Linked DNA regions of Homo sapiens: region 2 is linked to region 1. The links are chromatin loops, found by intact Hi-C in ENCODE. Cell type or tissue: Caco-2. All regions are shown on one strand. Each heading gives the region's core, and the rest is flanking DNA. Links, peaks and the distances in the headings are about the cores only.

Region 1 (7,074 bases), core at 1,519-4,018:
AATGGAGAGATCAATTGAGGTCATAACCTCTTCTGCATATATTAGTTCTAGCCGAAGGTTGGTTTTCTGCTACTTTTCTGTAATACCAGCAAAAGTGTTTGACCTTATATTTCTGCCAGCTGTCCCTTAGGAAGGATTTGATTTTTAGACAAGCTGGTCCTTTCCTCCTTCAAAGACGCTGTGGTTGCTAAATATTGGGAAGAATTCACTAATGAAACTCAGGAGTAAACCTGCTGACTCCATCAGCAGTAATGCATTTCATCAGGTTCCCTTTCGAAATATCTCTGAAGCCCTTCACAGAAGAGTGAAAGATGGGGTTCTTGGGAACTTGCTAACTGCTCAGCTTTTTTTACATGCAATGCTCAAGAAGCAACTCATGTCCAAAGGAGTGTTTATCTTTTCCTGCTGGTAATTTTGAATGTTGTATATACATTGCTGTATATGTTGCCTGATGACCTTGATCGACCCTTCTCTTCACTCTCAATCTCAGGCATGTTTCCACAACCATTTATTGCATCTGAGTTTTGCTCACAACTTTCTGCTGCTTCCTGCTTAGCAAAATGCGATATAAAACCTTATTGGATGAAGTTAACAGTTGCTTCAGTCAACATTTCTTGTTACTGTTGCTGTTTGTGCTGACAAAATTGCTGATTTGGGTTCTGACTGTCCTGTCTTCTTATGGCCTACCATTCCTATAGCTCTATTTGTACGAGTATTTGACTCTCTGCCTGGAACTGTGGCCATCTGTCTAGATTTACCTTTTGGTATATGTGGCTCTCTGTATCCTGTTGGTCTACATTCTGGTTTGAACTCACGGATCTTGGTCTGGTTTTTAGTACCAGTGTTCCCCTAACTCCAGTAGCATCTGAATCTTGACACCACCTTCCCCTGCCCCCTACTGTATTGCCTCTATTACTACTTTCATGGCAATTTTTTCGGATTCCAAATATGTCCCATGCTTAAAGCATATCTTGCTCTCATTCTTGTTCTAGCCCCTGTTGGTACCAGGCATTGCTCCAATTCAAGTTTTGGTTGGTTGATTTCTTCCTTCATAATATTGATTGCTATTTCAGTACCTGTATTTATATACAGAGGGAGCAGTGCCTAACTACATCTTAGCCTTAACAGCAATCAACGTGTTAAATATCCCTGTGTTGGCTGGTTTGCAGTAGACACGTCTTCTGACAATGAGATGGGCTCTTATTATAAAGAAACTGGAGTATGATATCAACATAGAAAACATTTCCTCAGGCCGGGTGCGGTGGCTCACGCCTGTAATCCCAGCACTTTGGGAGGCTGAGGCAGGCAGATCACGAGGTCAGGAGATGGAGACCATCCTGGCTAACATGGTGAAACCCCGTCTCTACTAAAAATACAAAAAATTAGCTGGGCGTGGTGGCGGGCGCCTGTAGTCCCAGCTACTTGGGAGGCTGAGGCAGGAGAATGGCGTAAACCCGGGAAGCGGAGCATGCAGTGGACGAGATCGCGCCACTGCACTCCAGCCTGGGTGACAGAGCAAGACTCTGCCTCAAAAAAAAAAAAAAAAAAAAATTTCCTCATTTCTTATTCCAGACACCTCACTCTTCTAAGAATGATACAAGTCTTCTGACATTGGGTTTGAAAATCAGTTGAATTTTGTCATAATCTTTCATACAATGTGAACACATCATGTAGTATATAATTTTGTGCTATTTCTGGTAAGATCCTTCTTATGTATATTTTTCTTCAAAATATACCTTTTAGCAGCTAAGACAACATTAAATAGGGGAAATTTTAAATAGGCTAGGCATCGCAAGACTTGAATTCTAGTTCCAGCTTTACTGTCACCTAGCTATTAATACTTGACCAATGGGAAATTGCTTATTTTCTGTGGGCCTCAGTTTCTCCCTCTGTCATTTAAGGAAGCAGAATGACATGATATCATAGGTCATTTCCAGTACTAACATTTTCTGATTTTGTGAATGTTGACTTCGAAATAGAAATTGTTTGTGATCATTTTCCAGAGAAGTGAAAATGAATCTTCATATTGCCCTTGAGGATTCTTATTGCACCATCAATCTTATCGGGATAGAAAGGACAAATAATATTAAATGTTTCACTTAACTATTTAGCACTATTGATGATAAGAAGTGGATGCAACAGAGAATCAGCTGTCTAATTTGATCTGTCAGTCTTTGAGGATGCTGGTGAATGATTCGGGGTAATTAAATTTTTGAAATCACTGCCAAAAGCCTGATGCTCTGACTTTTCAAAAGGCTTTAGTACACAAAGATAACCCAGAGGTCAATCTTCTCTGCTGTGTTTTCTCCTCTGCCATTTGATGGTTTCAAAGGTCACGTTACCTGAGTCTCAGTAAGCTCTGGAACCACAATGAAGGAATAGTTGGTAATACATTATTGATGATATAATCATGAAAACAATTCAGGTTAAGATATTAACTGAAAGAGAGTGAAAGGGGTGCCATAGTGTTGTGCAGAGTGCTGAGTCTGGTTTTGGTTTTATAGATCTTGTTGGGAGATGTAGATGTTGATATCATCTGTGTCTCATAGGTTCATGAAAAAAACCCTCACATCCTTTTTTGTAGTTTCATAAGCTGATTTGTATCACCTTGACTGAAATAACAGACTCCAGGAGGATAGCTGTTGTTATCTCTTTTTCTAGCATAGTGCCTCACAGATAACAGGTACTTGGTAAATATTGGAATGAATTCATGAACATATGTCAGTAATTCTATGTGCTTTTCAGTTTGCTGACTCATTTCACCTTCAAAACAATCTTGTAGTATTTGTGTGTCAATTTAGATTTACCACTCAAATCCATCTCTCATGCCCTCTAGACATGAACTTTAGTGTTAGGAAGCATGCCGAGTGTTTGATAGAGTTTCTCATAGCTCCTACAGTTTGGTGCTTAAGGGACAGTCCTTGGCATGGATGTATGAATGGTACATACCAAAACATGAGTTCTAGATTCCGTTCTATCTTAATCTAACAATATGATAAGGAGTATAACTTAGCTCAACCTCAATGAGAAGGTTGAACTAGATAATGCCTGGGACCACTCTCAGCTCTAGCTTTGTTTCAGTAGAACTAGAGTCTGTTTTTCCTAAATATCATTCATGAGGCTTCTTCTGGTTTTCTAGTGGTCAATAGAGCTTTAAATTGATCAACTACTGTTTTTCACTGAGCATTGTGGACAGGACCTACTTTTTGGGCCAGGATATAGTAGCCACTGAGTCTTAACAGAATGTCATCAATGATACATTTTTATTTTACAGAAAAATGTTGTAACATTCTATATGGCATATGTCATGTGGAAAGGTGGCAACATATATACATACACCTATACATGTGGCAGCTAAAATTTAATGTGTGTATGGGGAAAATAATCCTGTATTATAATACACATGGTATAGCATTCCCTGCCTCATTCGTGGCACTTTTGGAAATGTGAGAATGAGCATAGAACATATTCAAGTTGGTTTATCCAAAAGAAGAGGAGTAAATTATTTCAGCTATTTCCCCATTTTCTTTTTCTAACTTTCTTAAACATGCACTTTCTTACATAATCACGTGTTAGAAAAAAACCAGTAGTCACATCAAATAAATCTGCATTTGAAACAACTGTATCATATCCCAACTCTGTTCGTTTGAGCCATTTGCTTAACGTGACACCCATTCTACTTTATGACACATAAGGAATATTGCTTAAGAAATGTTAATTGGCTTTCCTTTTCTCCTCTGAAACTGGATTGAAGTCTTATTGACCTCTATTAGATACTGAGTGTTCAGGTTTTTAGGAAAACACTCATAGAGATATAGCCCCAGTGTGAGCTGCATTTTTAGAATATTTTCTAGAACCCAAATATGTCCCTAATCAAAGTTAGTTTATTTTCATTCTTAGCGTTCCCACGTAATTTGGGGTATGTGTGAATTCCCAAACATTCCCGGGCCTCTCCTAGGCTTCTCTAATTGCTTCTTATTCTGTTCCCCTGGGAAGCAGCATCCTGTTCCCTTCACAAAGGTCAGCAGCAACAGCCCAGGCAATGTTTTAAAATAACTTAATAACCCTGAACTGCCTCTCTCTTCTTTGGGATAATTTCCTTAGAGCATTAGTCCTTTGAACACTGACCTGGTTGCAGAAAATGCCCCTTTCTCAGTGGGAAAACTCCAAATCCCATTCAGTCTTCCCCTCCTTCCTTCCAGGGGATAGGGTGGGGGAGTAGGGGGTAGGGAGAGGGTATTAAATACTTTCTTCAGGAAAAATGTTAACACGGTAAAACACTCTCTCTCTCTCTCTCTCTCTCTCTCTCTCTCTCTCTGTGTATGTATTCTTTTTTAAAGAAATAGACTGTGAGTGCATTGTATAAATCAGTGCTGTCACGTTGCAAATTTTTTAAACCGTTGTACAAGATAGAAAAACAGTATCTCTGGATATTGACTCTGGAAAGCTTCTAAGAGCAGGTCCTAGATGAGACTTAGCTCACTGTCGGCATTCGGCAAATGATCACGTTTTCTGTGATACCATTAACTCCTGGGGGGATGAAACTGAAAAGCCTCGCTGCTCTTCCTGAAACTCTCAACTGCTTTTTTCTGTTTTTCTTTCTCAGCTTATCCACATCCATCTTGGTCCCCAAAGCCATTGCATGTCAGATGGTCAGTGCAATGTGTAATTTTTAACTTGCTTCTTTGTTGCTTTAGAAGGAATCGTTTTGTTGTTTTCTTTCCTTTTGGTCACTATTTCTTGTTCATGAGTTTTCTGTAAACAGTGTGTCTCATAGATAAGTCCATGTAATCTGCTAGACAGGAAGAAAAGCAAAGTTTAATGTGTGCCTACTATGTGCTAAATGACAAAGTGTTTCATCTGTATCTTCCCATTTAATCCTTGTAACACTCCACTTATTATCCAATAAAGAAAAAAACGGCTATCAGTCGGGCGTGGTGGCTCATGCCTGTAATCCCAGCACTTTGGCAGGCCAAGGTGGGTGGATCACTTGAGCTCAGCAGTTCAAGACCAGCCTGGGCAACATGGCGAAACCCCATCTCTACCAAAGATACAAAACAGTAGCTGAATGTAGTGGCATGCACCTGTGGTCCCAGCTACTCAGGAGGCTGGGGCAGGGGAATCCCTTGAACCAGGGAGGCGGAGGTTGCAGTGAGCCGAGATCACACCACTGCACTCCAGCCTGGGTGACAGAGTGAGACCCCATCTCAAAATAAATAAATAAATAAAAGTTAAAAAAAAAAAAAAGGAAGAAACAGCTGAGATTCAAAAAAGTTGGAGGCTTATCCAAGTCATTCTAATAAAGGGGAGGGGGGAGAATTGATACTTAAAATCATCATGATAAGAAGGATAGACATTGGAGATTCAGAAGGGCAGAATGCTGGGTGAGGGGTGGATAATGAGACATTACTTAATGGGTACAAGGTGCACTACTTTGGTGATGGATACACTAAAAGCCCAGGTTCACCACTATGCAATACATCCCTGTAACAAAACTGCACTTGTACCTCAGAAATTTATACGAATAAAAATAAATAAATCAAATAAAATAATCATCATCATCTCAGCTATTGCTTCTAGCTGTTTCAACTTTCTAATGTTTTTGATTGAAAACTGGCCATTTGTATAACCAAATGTGGCCAATCCACCACTGTGAGGCTGCCATCTTGGGCATCACCAAAACTACTCTAGTAGTCCTTCCCTGCACTGTTAGGTGGATTTTCCTTGGCGTATCTTCGCAATCAAGTTGCAGAGACCTAAGTTACTCTTTGCTGCTTTGGGCAATAAAGGGGAACAAAAAACAAAATGAAACAAAAACTTGGCCAGCCCTGATGTAAGCACTCTTCTACCTCCCTGCAGGCTGAGAAAACAAAGTATTTCTTTTTTTTTTTTTTAATTTTTAAAATGTTTGATTCTGGTCTAAATCAATTAAAATGAGATCTCCCCCCTTCTTTTTTCTTTTTTTCTTCTAAAAAAAAAAAACACACCAAAAAACCGAGATACATGTGCAGAACGTGCAGGTTTGTTACATAGGTATATGTATGCCATGGTGGTCTGCTGCACCTAATGACCCATCGTCTAAGTTCCCTCCCTTCAACCCCCAAACCCCAACAGGCCCTGGTGTGCATTGTTTCCCTCTCTGTGTCCATGTGTTCTTAATGTTCAACTCTCACTTGTGAGTGAGAACATGCAGCGTTTGGTTTTCTGTTCCTGTGTTAGTTTGCTGAGGATGATGGCTTCCAGTTTCATGTCCCTGCAAAGGACGTGATCTCATTCCTTTTTATGGCTGCGTAGTATTCCATGGTTTATATGTACCACATTTTCTTTATCCAGTCTATCATTGATGGGCATTTGGGTTGGTTCCATGTCTTTGCTATTGTAAATAGTGCTGCAATAAACATACATATGCATGTGTCTTTATAGTAGAATGATTTATATTCCTTTGGGTGTATACCCAGTAATGGGATGGCTGGGCCAAATGGTATTTCTGGTTCTAGATCCTTGAGGAATTGCCATACTGTTTTCCACAATGGTTGAACTAATTTACATTCCCATCAACAGTTCAAAAGCGTTCCCATTTCTCCACAGCCTAGCCAGCATCTGTTGTTTCCTGACTTTTTAATAATCACCATTCTGACTGGTGTGAGATGGTATCTCATTGTGGTTTTCATTTGCATTTCTCTGATGATCAGTGATGTTGAGCTTTTTTTCATATGTTTGTTGGCCATGTAAATGTCTTCTTTTGAGAAGTGTCTGTTCATATCCTTTGCCCACTTTTTGATAGGGTTGTTTGTCTTTTTCTTGTGAATATGTTTAAGTTCCTTGTAAATTCTGGATATTAGACCTTTGTCAGATGGGTAGATTGAAAAAATGTTTTCCCATTCTGTAGGTTGCCTATTCACTTTGATGATAGTTTCTTTTGCTGTGCAGAAGCTCTTTAGTTTAATTAGATTCCATTTCTCAATTTTGTCTTTTGTTGCAGTTGCTTTTGGCGTTTTTGTCATGAAGTCTTTGCCCATGCCTATGTCTTAAATGGTATTGCCTAGGTTTCCTTCTAGGGTTTTTAGGATTTGG
Region 2 (7,074 bases), core at 2,610-5,109, 230 kb before region 1:
GATCTGGAGGCTTTCAGACCATGCAAATCGAATTCAAACCATGCAAACCATTCAAGTCATTCTAGAAAGTTCTGCAAGGTGCCTCAGAGGCCAAAGGGAGAGATGGGAAGAGGGATTGAATGGGCTCTTTCCAAGGTTCCCTAACCCACTTGAATACTTTCATCTTTTATCTCTTTCATATATTCCACTTTTGAGTATGGTTTCATTTAGAAAATAGGATTTTATACCAACAGATTTAAAGAAAAACTCCAAGTCTGAAAATGACTCATTTATTTAAAACTGTATAGAACAAAGACATTTAGTGCACAATTCCAAAAATTCTCTGATCCTTCCACAGCATGCCCAGTATGCTGCAAGAGTGCCAGCAAACACATGCTTACTGCTCACAAATGTGAAATTTAACCCCATGCACTAGGAGGTCCCTAGTGTGGGGTGGTTTTAGCTAACCAGACTAAGAGAGTACAGGGCAACATCGAGCCTTTCTCTGCGGTCATGTCTGATTCATTAAAAATCCAGCTTTCCCCGAAGATATATTAATTACCTTCTGTTTCAGAATTTGTTTTTAGAGCCTAATTCTTAATTATATCTCCAGCCATTGTGTGATTTGACCATTTTGGAACTAAAAAGTTATCCTATGAAATTCCACCTCCAACTATTGCCACACTGTTAGTTTGTCTATTTCATACACCATGCCAATCTTAGCGTGGTGCTAGCATTTCATTATAACCAGCTTTCATTTTTAATAAGACCATGTGTATATGAAATTGTAGACTTCAGTCTTTGTATGAATTGAAAGCTATTAATCTTCCCAGGGTTAGGTTATGTTAAACAGATTGTAATGTTCTTCTTTTTATTATGTTATTTAAATCCCCTTCATTTCATACTGCACCAATACATTTCTACTATCTTGGAATAAATTAATTCCAGTTACGTGATGGAAAATTTTAGTGTAAAAATATAACCTGCAGTATAATTTTTTCTGTCAGAATACCAACTAGAACTGGTATGTTTCATTCTAATTGGAAATTTGAGTTATCGCTTTGATTTTTAACAGTGGGAAAGGAAAATGAAGATTGATATCTTTCAATAGCCGTTCATTCATTCTTCATTCCTTCATTCATTCACGTATTAAGAATAGTCTATGTGCTAAGAACAGAAAGAGTGTTAGAGATATGAAGATTAATAAGACCAGATCCCTGCCTGCAGGCATTTCCTATTCTATGTCATAGATAGGGGGCTATTCTGTTTAGAGGTAAAGCATGACCCACATTGCCTCTGACAAGAAGCATAATGTCTGTAGCAGCTAACTGCTGGAGACAGGAGGCTAGAGGGCTGCCCTGGTAATTGGTATTCAAGTCTTCAAGAAAGGAAACCAGCTATTCCAAAATCAGTGGGCAAGAGGAAGTTGTAAAGTTAAGTGAAATGACTAAAATATGAATAACTAAAGGTTGGAATCTGGTAGAAGGAGAGGAGAGCATCGGTCAGCACCTTAGTTTGGGAAGGTGGTGTGGCCATAGTAGGCTTTATTTAGAAAGAAGCAATTCTTAGGTACCAGCTAGGTTTCAGTTCCTTAAGGGGAGAAAACTGGCAAAATATAGGCAGGTTTCCAGGGTGCAAAGCCACGTTCTAGCTTCAGCTCAGGCAAGGCCCTGGGGTATGAATCACCACCAGAGTAGCCCAGCCAAAATGACTAAGGGATCTAAGCTGGTTGCTAATGAAAGAGGTTGCAGCTCAAGGCAGCTCTGCTGACGCCCACTGGATACTGGGATTACATTGATTTAACACATGGAAACCACTTAATATGGTATGTGGCACAACACAATTAAGTACTCATAAATATTTGCAGATAATGCTGCTGCCATTGCTGTTTTTGTCGTTAGAAGACTCGGGAAAATCATCTAATACAGGAATCCATCTGTTGGCGGGGCTTGGGCTTCTAATATTTGACTGGTTGATTTTTGTCGACCCAATCTTAACAATATTATACACAGCCATTACTTCAGGAAAGGCAGTTGTAAAGAATGGTATAAATTTCCTGTAACTTGACTGCCACATTCTAGCTGAGTCACCTCTATATACCTCAGTTTCTTTGTATCCGCAGTGAAGATTAATGACCTCATAGGGTTGTTATTAGAATGAAGTGAATTACTACACTGGACTTATTTAGGACAGTAACTCGCACATAGTGAGTGCTCAAGGAAATCTCAGACCCTGCCTGCTAGTGGAGGGTCCAGCTCCTGATACATTTGGGGGCAGGTTTAAGGAGTTCATTGATTTAGAGCTGTAAGGGCTGATCTTTCACCCTGCATGTCTTCAGCAACTGTGGCTGGTAAAGTCCAGAGCAGTCAAAGGCTGACAAATCCTTGTTAGAAATCACAAATGCCCATTCTCACAACTTCTGTGGTGTTTTCCATCCTTTCCCTAGAATACTTTCTTTTTAAGGCAAAGGAAAGAATAATCACTGCAGATAGCACACAGTATTTTTTTGCAACATATTTTCAAAAATTATGATGAGAAAAGTGTATCATTCCTGTGAAGAAACAGCATAAGGAAAATGATTTGAGAAAGAAACATGGTTCTTAAACTGAAACAAGTGTCAGAAGGAATCCCAGAAGGCAGAAGGAAATATAGTAATCATGATGAAGTCTAGAGCTCACACCGGTTAACAGAATGGCAGCAGCGATATTCATCTCACGCCTCTTCCATGCTGTCCCTGAGTGAGCTTCTGCTGAATTGCCTGGCTGGTGAGGATTGGTTTCAGCAGCAGAAGGAATGGGCTGCCAGCTGAAGGCTCTGGTTCTGATCCTGGGTAGGGTCAGAGAAAGCAAGATGTGACCATCACTTTTGACCTTGGTCTTGAATTTGATTCCATGGAACAACGATATTTTACAAACCCAGTTGAAGGTTTATCCCTTTTTCTATTCAACACAGGGAGAGTCCTTAGAGCCCCAGGAAGACTTAGCCCTTTTTCATTCTAAGAGTAAACCACATCTAGGTTTCCAGAGATGAAAAGACCAGGCTCTGATCTTCCTTCTGGAAGCCCTTGCCTATTCAACAAGCATGAGTATTAAATGCTATTGCCTTGGAATCATAATTCAGTTTTCACAGTTTGGGCTATGTCAGAACCATTCTTGTCAACCCCCTGTTTTCTGAGAACCCGAAACCTGCTTGTTTAGAATTTTAGAATCTACTTGACTCTTACAGGGGAGAAAAGATCTCTTTTCTCACCCATCGCTAGGTTCATGGCTGAGGCACCTATAATGAAGGACAAATCAACAACATAAAAGCATGCGAATTTATTTAATATAAGTTTCACATGACACAGGAGCCTTCAGAAATGACCCAAAGAATCAGGGAAAAGTGTGTATTTTTATGCTCTGATTTGAGGAAAAGTAGATGTCCAGTATGACTGGACAAAGGGGAATGGTAATAAACTGGGGTGACCACAGCAAGGCCTGTTTCTGCAGAACCTCCTGTGTCCCTGTGTTTTCAGAGGTAAAAATTTTCCTTTCCTTCCAGTATAGTAAGGGCACCTCTGGTATGATAGTCTCATGACCTGCTTCAGGGGAGAAGGGGGAAGGGGAAGGTGAGAGTGACCATCCTGCTTCTGCTGTCTTCTCAAATACCAAGCTGCCATATTGTGGATTTTGGAGTAGCGTAACTTGAATCCTTTTTTTTTTTTTTTTTTGAGACGGAGTCTCACCCTGTAACCCAGGCTGGAGTGCAATGGCACAATCTCGGCTCACTACAACCTCCACCTCCCAAGTTCAAGTGATTCTCCTGCCTCAGCCTCCCGAGTAACTGGGATTACAGGCACATGCCACCATGCCTGGCAAATTTTTTGTATCTTTAGTAGAGATGGGGTTTCACCATGTTAGCCGGACTGGTCTTGAACTCCTGACCTCGTGGTCCGCCCACTTCGGCCTCCCAAAGTGCTGAGCCACCGCACCCAGCCGCATAGCTTGAATCTTATCAATACCTTAACCAAATGACTCTGACAGTTTTCCTCTTCTTATCTAAATTCTTGAGGGTCACCCACACTTCCCAATGTCTTTTGAAACTTGACCTCTTTTCTGCTGAATTGAGGAAGATACCTGATTTCTTTAACCTCACCAAATTCCTACTTCTTACTGTTGTTCATTGCTGGCTGAAAATTTACTTTGGCGAGTTCACCAAGAACATACTTATCGGTTCACTGTTTATATTTGCACTCAAGATAACACTTGAGGCCCTGCTACTCAAAGAATTTAGTGACAACTTTCTTCATCACTCTCATATCTTATCTGTCATCAAGTCTTTTTTTCCTCGTAAAAATGCTTTTAGCTCTTTAAGTATGTTTCATATCTATAATAGCTAAGATAGGCTAACAGCTATAATATATTAAACATCCACCAAATGGACTATTAAAATGACTTAAACAAAATAGAAATGTATTTCTTTCTCATGTAAACAGTCTAAGGTGAATTCATGTTAGTTGGTGTTGGATGTGTGTGTGGGAAGGGAGGGGTGACACCCACATAATTATTCAAGAATACAGGCCAGGCCAGGTGCAGTGGCTCACACCTGTAATCCCAGCACTTTGGGAGGCCAAGGTGGGCGGATCACCTGAGGTCAGGAGCTCGAGACCATCCTGGCCAACATGATGAAACCCCATCTCTACTAAAAATACAAAAAATAGCTAGGAGTGGTGGTGGGCACCTGTAATCCCAGCTACTTGGGAGGCTGAAGCAGGAGAATCACTTGAAGCCGGGAGGCGGAGGTTGCAGTGAGACAAGATCATGCCACTGCACTCCAGCCTGGCGACAGAGCAAGACTCTATCTAAAAAAAATAAAATAAAATAAAAATAAAAAATAAAAAATAAATTAAAAAAAAAACAGGCCAGCAAGGGTCTTCCATCTGCAATAGCCAATTGCCGAGGTTGCCCTCCTGAAGATATTCAGCCAGCCCAAAGGGGAATGAGCTAGAGGACTGCACACGGAGGCGTCCCATGTCCTTTGACTCAACCTTCTACTGGCTAGAACTCTGCCCTGTGGCCACATGTAACAGCAGAGGGGCTGGAAAATGAAGTCTAGCTAGATACCTAAAAAGAAGCAGAGAAAGGTTTCAAGAGCATTTAGCAACCATATCCACCTTATTCATGCCCTGCCCTCTATTCGCAGTGGCCCCGCAGCACTGCTCAACTAGCTTGCTGCATTGGCCTCTTATCTCTTATCTATTGCCTTAGATCCATCTAAATGCTCTGCTACTCTTATGCCTGGAATATGTTTTCAAGATGTGACTAATCCTCTCACAGCTTGAAGGATAAAAGGTCAAACTGCTCTGGTGAATGCATGATGCCTGGTCACCTCTGTAGCCCCATCTTCCCTGACACTTTCACAGACAGTATTCCCTTTACTCCAACCTGTGGGAGTATTTTCTAATTCACAATAATAGCAGGAAATACAATGTGGACCAGACACAGTTCTGAGCAGTATATTAACTCATGCATTTCTTACGATAACTTTATAAGGTTGACAGTAGTAGTATCCCTATTTCACAGAGAAGGAAAGAGATACAGATAAGTAATTTACATATGATCTCACAGATAGTAAGTGGTACAGCTTGAGTGCATATGACTCAAAGGGTAGAGGTTCTAGATTCTTAATCACTGTATTGTACTACTTCTCCCAATGTTATCGTACATGCCATTCCGTCTTCCTGGAATACCCTTCGTCTTTCTTCATCTAACTTCCACTCAAACTTTAAGGATCAATTTAAGCATGCCTTATTTTAGGTAGCCATGGTTGACATCAGCCTAATTTAATTGCTACTCATCTATGTCCCCATAGCGTCCTTTGCATTCCTCTATATCTCTCTGCTATAGCAGTAAATGTACCACCATTCCGTAAAATCCTTAAGGGAATGTTTAGTTTTATGTTCCCAATGCCAGCACAATGTCCAGAACAGTGTTGTCCCATAGAAATGAGAGCCACCTATGTAATCTTAAGTATTCTAGTAGCCACGTTCTTTAAAAGTAGAAGTGAAACTAATATTTTATTGACCCTGATATATCCAACATATTATTATTTCAATATGTAATCAATAAAAAGTATTAATAAAATTTGCTTTTTCCATTCTAAGTCTTTGAAATCTGGCATGTGTCTTTCAATTGCATCCCATCTCAATTTGGACACCGTATTTTCATTGAAAATATTTGGTCTCACCTGCACACGTATGTTTATTGCGGCACTATTTACAGTAGCAAAGACTTGGAACCAACCCAAATGTCCATCAATGATAGACCGGATTAAGAAAATGTGGCACATATATATCATGGAATACTATGCAGCCATAAAGAGGATGAGTTCAAGTCCTTTGTAGGGACGTGGATGAAGCTGGAAACCATCATTCTGAGCAAACTATCACAAGGACAGAAAACCAAACACCACATGTTCTTACTCACAGGCGGGAATTGAGCAATGAGAACACTTGGACACAGGGTGGGGAACATCACACACCAGGGCCTGTCGTGGGGTGGGGGGAGGGGGGAGGGATAGCGTTAGGAGATATACCTAATGTAAATGACGAGTTAATGGGTGCAGCACACCAACATGGCACATGTATACATATGTAACAAACCCGCACGTTGTGCACATGTGCCCTAGAACTTAAAGTATAATAAAAAAAAAAGAAAATATTTGGTCTCTATTTACATTTCATAAACTTTATAGTTGAAAAAAGAAGATTCACATTCCTAAGTTGTTCCAAACATACACAAAAGTTTTTCAATAACTGAACCAAGAGTCAATTTTTAAATTTATATTTAAATTTAATAAAATGGAATAAAAATTTGTTAAACTTCAGTCTCTCCGTCTCACTAGCCTGATTTCAATTGCTCGGTAGCTACCTACAGCCAGTGGCTCCTGTGTTAGACAGAGCAGCACAGCCCTAGAACACAGTAGATCCTAAATCGATGTTTATTGAAGAAATTAATCAATGACAGTGTAGAAAATTTGCAGTGATTATGTCAGAATCAATAGTTCTCCACCCATTTTCTCCCACACTCTCAAAAGGGCCAAGTTTTATATCACCAA

The links. A loop is a pair of places that touch in the nucleus more often than their neighbours do. Peaks named below come from ENCODE experiments on the same cell type or tissue, not always from the same donor. Only the 100,000 strongest peaks of a DNase experiment are listed, where the experiment ranks them.
Region 2: a loop joins it to region 1, with 19 times the contacts of the local background. A loop is called at or near these places in 1 of 110 quality-filtered maps.

What each region holds. Positions count from the first base shown.
Region 1 is chrX:31,311,987-31,319,060 of GRCh38, reverse strand. The region is part of intron 62 of DMD (dystrophin); the gene reads left to right. Among named protein-coding and RNA genes, the nearest start is that of FTHL17, 240 kb to the right of the region's middle. In Caco-2, for the core only: no CTCF peak of the experiment used is centred there; no DNase peak of the experiment used is centred there.
Region 2 is chrX:31,540,938-31,548,011 of GRCh38, reverse strand. All of the region lies in intron 55 of DMD (dystrophin), which reads left to right. Among named protein-coding and RNA genes, the nearest start is that of FTHL17, 470 kb to the right of the region's middle. In Caco-2, for the core only: no CTCF peak of the experiment used is centred there; a DNase peak (open chromatin) is centred at 3,931.